2 separate regions of the Homo sapiens genome follow, and region 1 is linked to region 2. The links are chromatin contacts, found by Hi-C in ENCODE. All regions are on one chromosome and are shown on one strand. The core of a region is the stretch at or near the end of the contact, and the rest is flanking DNA. Distances in the headings are between cores, read along the strand shown.

Region 1 (4,283 bases), core at 1,230-3,729, 1.5 Mb after region 2:
TGGTTCTCATTTGGCTAAGCATCAAAATCACCTAGGGAGTCGGTGCAAAACAAAATATCCCAGTCCCCTCCCCTGAAACACTGACTCAGGAGGTTTGGTTGGGGGCCAGGAGTCTGTTCCTAAATATTCCAGGTAGTTCTGGTGCAGGTAAGTGGCCCTGAGACAGTATGTTGGGAAATGCTGACGTAAAGGTATCAGGGCCGGGCGCTGTGGCTCATGACTATAATCCCAGCTGTTTGAGAGGCCAATGCAGGAGGATGGTTGAGCTCAGGAGTTCGAGATCAGCCTGGGTAACATAGCGAGACCCCACCTCTGCCAAAAAAAAAAAAAATAGGGTATCCAAATATCTAGATTCTGATCCCTTTTGAGGTCCTAGACCCTTTGAGAAACTGATGAAGCCAGGCACCTCCTTCCTCAGGAAAATGCTGGTGTACAAATACACACAAAGCTCTTCAGGCAGCTGATAGATTTCCCCCAGAGAGCTATTCAAGGACTTCCTAAGGTGGGTGGACTGCAGGGTTAGGACACCTGCTATAGAGGTGACATTTTTCCAAGGACAAGCAGGGACTTTGGTCTTGACTGTTCTCTGGGTGCTTAATAAATAATACTAATTATGCAAGTTCTAGTTTTGATCTCTTATGTGCACTCCTGTCATTGTCTAACACCGTCCATTAGGGCCAGACATAGTGGCTCATGCTTGTAATCCCAGCGCTTTGGGAGGCTCAGGTGGGAGGATCGCTTGAGCTCAAGAGCTTGAGACCAAACTGGGCAACATAGTGAGATCTCATCTCTACAAAAACATACAAAAAAAAGTTGGCCAGGTGTGCTGATGTGTGCCTGAGGTCCCAGCTACTAGGCAAGCAGAGGCAGGAGGATTGCTTGAGCCCAGGACCCAGGAGGTTGAGGCTGCAGTGAGCTGTGATCACACCACTCCACTCCAGCCTGAGCAACAGAACAAGACCCTGTTTTTCTTTCTTTTTTTTTTTTTTGAGACGGAGTCTGGCTCTGTCACCCAGGCTGGAGTGCAGTGGCGCAATCTTGGCTCACTGCAACCTCCGCCTCCTGGGTTCAAGCAATTCTCTGCCTCAGCCTCCCAAGTAGCTGGAATTACAGGCGCCTGCCACCATGCCCGGCTAATTTTCGTATTTCTAGTAGACACGGGGTTTCACCATCTTGGCCAGGCTGGTCCTCTCCTGACTTCGTGATCCATCCGCCTCGGCCTCCCAAAGTGCTGGGATTACAGGCGTGAACCACCATGCCCGTAACCTTTTATTTCATGTGACCAAGTAACACCCGTGTGCCAGAATCAAGGATGAGTCTCATGTTCTCAGAGCAGAGGCACAGAAGGCTGCCTGGAAGACGGAAAGGTAAAGACCTCAGCTATAACTCTACACTTGTGTGTGCTCCACCCACAAATCGTCACCAGAGGAGTTCCGACAAGCCGGTAACTCTCATCCCAAAGTGTTCCCTCGTTGGACCAGAAGCTGGAAGGGCACTTGGCAGAGTCTGCCTGGCCCTGGCCACCTCCCGGGTGTCCGCAAAATCAGAACTTCCTTCTCGCATCTAAGAGCAGAGGGAAGCCGCTCTTGGGGGGATCCCTGGGTTCCAGATGGGACATTTCCCCAGCACCCGTCGGACCACTTAAAGGAGTGGTTTAGGCTGCCGGGGGCCCAAGCACTGGCACCTAACCCCAGCGCCCCTCCTCAGATAGGAATTCTCCACGTCCAGGCGCTGGGCTCACGTTCCGGGTGCGAGAGAGATAAGGGGGGTGTCTTGAGGTTCTATGTGGGTCTGGCCAACAACTCTGGCCTTGACCTTGGCCCCGTCGCCGAGGGCAGGGGTCACACCGCTGGGTTCCCATGGCCGTCCCCTCCCCCCTGGCTTCGGCCAACTCTGAGCCTGCTGGGGCTGGCAAGAAGGGAAAGGGCTCTCGACGGAGCCTAATTACGGTGAGGAGGCGGCACCCCGCTGCCAGCAGGAGGCTAGGAGGTAATTAAGCACAAGAGGAATCCTAATAAAGCACCATCAGTGAGGAAGGCATTCCGAAGGGACGCCCAAGCCGACCGTGAAAAGCGAGGAGGCTGAGGCTGCACCGCCGTGGAGACCAGGGATCGACTGCCGCTTTGGGAACGAGGTTCCAGGAATGCGCATGCGCAAAAGCCACGCGGGCGAACACGGCTTCGCCTCGCTAAGCATGCGCGCCGTTTTCCCCGCCCACCGTCCTCAGAAGAATGGTGTTTCCTCGCAGCGCCTCTCTCAGGAGCGATCGGGAATTGGCGCATGCGCACTACGGTGGTGGTGGCGACGAAGGCGGGGGTTGCACGTTGCCTGCCTCGAGCTCTAGGTGGCGTCATCCTTCGGGCTGAGCCGAAGCACGCACGCGCGGAGGTTCGCACGCGGAGAAGGGCGGGTGCGCGCCGCGGGCATGCGCGGTGCGGGGCGAGACGGCGGCTCGACGGGGTCATCCGGGCGCAGGCGCAGTGCGGTGTTTGTCTGCCGGACTGACGGGCGGCCGGGCGGTGCGCGGCGGCGGTGGCGGCGGGGAAGATGGCGGCGTCCTCCCTGGAACAGAAGCTGTCCCGCCTGGAAGCAAAGCTGAAGCAGGAGAACCGGGAGGCCCGGCGGAGGATCGACCTCAACCTGGATATCAGCCCCCAGCGGCCCAGGCCCAGTAAGCACGGCGGCGTGGGGGAGGGGGCGGGCGGGCGGGGCGGGGCGCGCGCCGCGGGAGGCCCCGCCCCCACCACAAGGCCCCGCCCCCGCTTCCGGGGCGCTCGCTCTCCTCTCCGCCCCCCCCGCTGCGGGCTCGCGGGGCGAGGGTCACGGTGACCCGGGGGGCGTGGAGCCGGCGAGCTCCGGGGGGTTCGCACCCTCAGGGCTTGGGAGCCCAGTTCCCGGACCCAGGCGAGGCCCCCAGCTGATGACCCGCCCCCATCGCCGTGATCCTCTGGGTCGGGCTTCCCCGACTCCACGCGACAGTGACCACATCCAGGTCGCCCCGAAAACACAGACACGTCCCTGTTGACCTGATGCTACCACTCTCGTCATCTCAGGGACTGTCTGGCGCCCCCCTCCCCCGGCCTGGGGGCTTGTCAGCCCCGTGCAGCGACGATCTACGCACACGCGCACGCCTGGCTCGGGGACACCTGAGGTTACTTGACCACATAGAGCCCCTCCCCATCTCTTCTGACCCGAGGATTCTCCCTCTCGCTCTCCCTGTGACCGTGTCTGAGGTGGGGGGACGGGAGGGGGTCCCTTCTCCCCCTCTTGGCGACAGTGACCATGGCATTGGGCTCAGCAGACCCCCTCCCACATACACCAGGCCCCGCAAATCCCTGTGACCAGTTTCACTGCCACCATCTTGGTGAGCGTGTGGTGTCTGACCTCCAGAAATGCACATCGACCCCCAGCCAGCCCGGTGACTTTGTCACCTGTGTTCAAGTGATGGCTCCCCTTCCCTTCACACCCACACCCACCTGACCTGGGGACACCTGGGGCCAGTGTGACTCTAGGCCTGCTCCCGCCGCGCCCCAGCATACATCCACCTGCTTTCTGATCAGTCCCACCACCTCGGTACCTACCTCCCTGACACCTTGTCATCCTAGATCAGTACCTCTCGCTTCACACACACCTGGCCTGGGAACACTGACCATATCTAGTCTCCCGGCTTTTTCCCCAAGATCCTGGTCTCTAAATCCTCTGGGCTGGAGGAAATTAGATTTTCAAACCCTGTGAACACCACCCCTGACCCATGATCCTTTTTGTGTCTTTCTTGACCCAGTAAAATTCTCTCTTGTCTCCTCTGATGTGACCTTCGTAGTTTATTTAGTTCTCTCTATGGAGTCATTATGGCAGGCGAGAAAGGTACCCCCGTATCTGGGCACCCCACCCATTCCCTGGTCACCCAGCCTGACCTTCACAGCCTGACACCCTCCTGTCCCTCCCTCTCCTGACCTGAGTCAGCGTGGGTTCCTCCTTGGGGAGTCTCTTGGGGGTCCAGAGAAATCATGGAGGTGGGGATTCTGGTGCAGGACACTGCCTGAGACAAGAAGCCCAGCCAAGACACGGGTCCCTGCTAGCCCCTGGGGGCCGCCCTCCCTGGCCCCTGAGTGGATGAGACAGGGTTGAGTCCAGGATCCCGGGTGCCTTCAGGGGTGGCCGTTCCCATGCAGAGCTAGGAGGCCGGTGGCAGGCAGGCCCCCGAGGAGTCCCCTCCAGGCGTCTCTGTCTGTGTCAACTCCATCCCATCCTCCCCGCCCTCCCCATCTCTGTCGGTTCCTAGC
Region 2 (4,202 bases), core at 1,631-4,130:
TGGCCGGGCGCAGTGGCTCACGCCTGTAATCCCAGCACTTTGGGAGGCTGAGGCGGGTGGATCACCTGAGGTCGCGAGTTCGAGACTAGCCTGACCAACATGGAGAAACCCCGTCTCTACTTAAAATACAAAATTAGCTGGGCGTGGTGGTGGGCGCCTGTAATCCCAGCTACTCGGGAGGCTAAGGCAGAAGAATTGCTTGAACCTGGGAGGCGGAGGTTGTGGTGAGCCGAGATTGTGCCATTGCACTCCAGCCTGGGCAACAAGAGCAAAACTCTGTCTCAAAAAAAAAAAAAAAAAGAGTCCAGCTGGGCATGATGGTTCATGTCTCAGCAGTTTGGAAGGCTGAGGCAGGAGGATCACTTAAGTCCAGGAGTTCAAGACCAGCCTGGGCAACATAGGGAGACCCTGTCTCTACAAAAAATTTTAAAATTAGCCAGATGTGGTGACATGCACCTCTAGTCCTAGCTACTTGGGAGGCTGAGGTGAGAGGATAGCTTGAGCCCAGAGGTTCAAGGCTGCAGTGAGCTCTGATCACACCACTGTGCTCCAGCCTGGGTGACAGAGCGAGACACTGACTCAAAACAAAAAAAGAGTCTACCGCTTACTGCTTGGTAAACTTCTTATACATCAAAATCCACTTCAGGAGTCTCTCTGAATCTGCTGTGATTTTTTTTTTTTTTTTGAGATAGAGTTTTGCTCTTGTTGCCCAGGCTGGAGTACAGTGGTGTGATCTCGGCTCTCTGCAACCTCTGCCTCCTGGGTTCAAGTGATTCTCCTGACTCAGCCTCCCAAGTAGCTGGGATTACAGGCATTCACCACCATGCCGAGATAATTTTGTATTTTTAATAGAGACGGAGTTTCACTGTGTTGGTCAGGCTGGTCTCAAACCCCTGTCCTTAGGTGATCCACATGTCTTGGGCTCCCAAAGTGCTGGGATTGCAGGCATGAGCCACCACAACACCTCGCCTGAATCTGCTGTGATTCGAAGGACTGCCCCGGGAAAAAAAAGAAAAAAACACTTCAAGTAGACTCCCATGTGGGAGGACCTGAAGACTTCTCAGACTTCCATGGTCCCTGATCTAACACAGCAATAAATCATTCAAACTGAGCACTTTTTACACATTTTTGGACCCTTTCTGAGGACTTTCTGCACAAACCTAGGAGGTAGGTTATCATTATCCCCACTCTGCAGATGCCTCCAAAGCCCTCTACCTACCTCCTTTATCACCTCTTCATCTCTTGGTTCAATGTGTATTTAATGAGCACCTACTGTGTGTCAGGCACTATTCTAGACTTTGGGGATGAAGCAGTGGGCACCTCTTAGATAGTGACATTGAACTGAATGATGAAAAAGAATCTGGCTTGAGAAGGTGTGGCAAAAAAGAGAAGTCCCAACATTACCAGCAATCTTCCTACTTCCACCATTTTGCCCATTCTTTTTCCTCTGCTGGAAATGCCTTTCCCCAGCTAACAAACTCCTACTTATCCTGCAAAGCCCAATTCCAATACCTGCTTCTCCTAGGAATGCTTTCCGGTCTGATCTCCAGGAAGAATCCACAACACCCTTCTCTGGGCTCCCACAATCTACTCCACAGGTGGCCAAAAAATGAATGAGGAGGTCTCAGTAGAAGTCGGCCACACCAGGCTGGAAGCTCTTCAAGGCCAAGACCCAGGCTAAGTCCTCTCTGGGACCCCTCTTCCAAGATGAGCTGTGGGAACACTGCAGCTTTTTTTTTTTTTTTTGAGACGGTGTCTGGCTCTGTCGCCCAGGCTGGAGTGCAGAGGCGCCATCTCAGCTCACTGCAAGCTCCACCTCCCAGGTTCACACCATTTTCCTGCCTCAGTCTCCTGAGTAGCTGGGACTACAGGTGCCCGTCACCTCGCCCGGCTAATTTTTTGTATTTTTAGTAGAGACGCGGTTTCACCGTGTTAGCCAGGATGGTTTCGATCTCCTGACCTCGTGATCCGCCCACCTCAGCCTCCCAAAGTGCTAAGATTACAGGCGTGAGCCACTGTGCCCGGCCCTGCAGCTATTTTTAAAATAAGGAATAAGTGGGGTGTGGTGGCTCATGCCTGTAGTCCCAGCACTTTGGGAGGCAAAGGTGGGAGGATCACTTGAGGCCAGGAGTTTGAGACCAGCCTGGGCGACATAGTAAGACCCCATCTCTAATACATATATATATATATTTGCCAGATGTGGTAGCACACAACTGTAGTCCCAGCTACTCTGGAGAGCAAGGTGGGAGGGAGGGTTGCTTGGGCCCAGAAATTTGAGGCCACATTGAGCTAGGATGGCGCCACTGCACTCCAGCCTGGGCCACAGAGTGAGATTCTGTCTCAAAAAAATAAAAATAAATAAAGCAGAAACAGTAGAAAACGAAGACGAGGCCGGGCGCGGTGGCTCACGCCTGTAATCCCAGTACTTTGGGAGGCCGAGGTGGGAAGATCACGAGGTCAGGAGTTCAAGACCAGCCTGGCCAAGGTGAAACCCATCTCTACTAAAAATAACAAAATTAACCGGGTGCAGTGGTGTGCATCTGTAATCCCAGCTACTGGGGCAGCTGAGCCAGGAGAATGGCTTGAACCCAGAAGGCAGAGGTTGCAGTGACCCAACATCGTGCCACCGCACTCCAGCCTGGGTGACAGAGCAAGACTCCGTCTCAAAAAAAAAAAAAAAAGAAGACGAATTGGTCGGTAAGGGGACTCGAACTGGAGACTCTAAAACTTCTCCAGCCCTGCCCACTCAATTTACTTCATTGGCTCCTCCCTTTCAGGCTCCGTCCCTATCCCCGCCTCACCCTTAATGGCGCCCGCCCAGACTCCTGGAAGTGAGCGGCCTAGCGAGCGAGCTCCCAGGCGCAAAGCACGCCGGAAGCTGTAGTTCCGCCATCGGACGGAAGCCGACCGGGGCGTGCGGAGGGATGTGGCCCGGAATATTGGTAGGGGGGGCCCGGGTGGCGTCATGCAGGTACCCCGCGCTGGGGCCTCGCCTCGCCGCTCACTTTCCAGCGCAGCGGCCGCCGCAGCGGACACTCCAGAACGGCCTGGCCCTGCAGCGGTGCCTGCACGCGACGGCGACCCGGGCTCTCCCGCTCATTCCCATCGTGGTGGAGCAGACGGTACGGCGGCCGGGCGGGGACACGGTTCGGGGGCTCCGGGCTGGGTGGGGATCGGCTGGCTGCCCCGGCCCCTCACCTCCATCTTTCTACCCCCAGGGTCGCGGCGAGCGCGCCTATGACATCTACTCGCGGCTGCTGCGGGAGCGCATCGTGTGCGTCATGGGCCCGGTGAGCGCCCCGCGCCGGGACCCTCCCCAGGACTCTCCCAAGCGCCTGCCGACACTCCCTGCGCCCCTCCTTCCCTGGCCCCAGACTTTCCCTCAGGCTCCGCTCCCCTTCTAACCCCCTTCCCTCCCCTTCTGACTCCCCTCCTGGCTCCCGGTCCCCCAACCCGCTCCTCACCCCTTCTCTGCTCCTCGGCTCTTAATCTCCGACTTCCTTCCTGACACCTGGCACCGCTCCCCTCATTCCTACGCTCAAGACTCTCCCCAGCCATTCTCACCCCTTCCTTTCCTGTGTCCCTAGCCCCCTGACTCCCCCCTTCCTGTGCTCCAAACCCCCTGGGTCCTCTCCACTACTCTCTCCCCATCCCCTTCTGGGGCCTAAATTCTTCCCCATCCCTTTTACTTTGGGCTCTGGTCCCCCTTCCTGGTTCCCTGACCCATCCCCAGCCTCCCTTAAAACTCTCTCCCCACCCCGAATCTGGGGACACCCCTGCCCTCTCCACCTGCAGATCGATGACAGCGTTGCCAGCCTTGTTATCGCACAGCTCCTCTTCCTGCAATCCGAGAGCAACAAGAAGCCCATCCACATGTACATCAACAGCCCTGGTGAGCAGGGTCTTTCCTGGGTGCCAGGGGCACTCGTCAGGGCACACGGGTGACTCAGGGGACCAGAATCCCGGGTCAGGGATGTTCTCTCTCTGGGAAAGGGTGCAGAGCGTCAGAGTTCCAGAAGTGGCTTTAAACCACCAAAAGGTGCCTGTTGCTGGCTTTTGAGCCTCGGTTCACAAGTCAGGATGTGGCCTCTTTGATCCTGCACATACTGTTCTGCCAACCTGACCCGGCTGACATTTAAAAATTGGTAGATTTTAGGCCGGGCACAGTGGCTCACACCGGTAATCCCAACACTTTGGGAGGC

Evidence for each region. A loop is a pair of places that touch in the nucleus more often than their neighbours do. Pooled maps may share reads with other maps.
Region 1: a map of transverse colon shows a loop between it and region 2 (16-fold over the local background). The contact joins the promoter of MAP2K7 here to the promoter of CLPP in region 2. A Hi-C loop is called at or near these places in 1 of 168 maps with a recorded cell type or tissue (transverse colon) and 9 of 50 pooled maps.

What each region holds. Positions count from the first base shown.
Region 1 is chr19:7,901,398-7,905,680 of GRCh38, forward strand. It overlaps MAP2K7 (mitogen-activated protein kinase kinase 7), which reads left to right and starts at 2,480. Exons shown (of 11, transcript NM_145185.4): 1 at 2,480-2,671. The coding sequence starts at 2,548. It overlaps LOC124904630 (a long non-coding RNA gene), which reads right to left and starts at 2,117. Exons shown (of 2, transcript XR_007067121.1): 1 at 2,024-2,117; 2 at 592-1,352. It overlaps LRRC8E (leucine rich repeat containing 8 VRAC subunit E), which reads left to right. Exons shown (of 3, transcript NM_025061.6): 3 at 1-619. RefSeq lists enhancers at 1,757-2,334, 2,983-3,522 and a silencer at 2,692-3,041.
Region 2 is chr19:6,358,651-6,362,852 of GRCh38, forward strand. CLPP (caseinolytic mitochondrial matrix peptidase proteolytic subunit) reads left to right here and starts at 2,881. Exons shown (of 6, transcript NM_006012.4): 1 at 2,881-3,122; 2 at 3,219-3,290; 3 at 3,796-3,892. The coding sequence starts at 2,925. It also overlaps a transcript of ACER1 not described here. RefSeq lists a silencer at 3,128-3,357 and an enhancer at 3,556-4,202.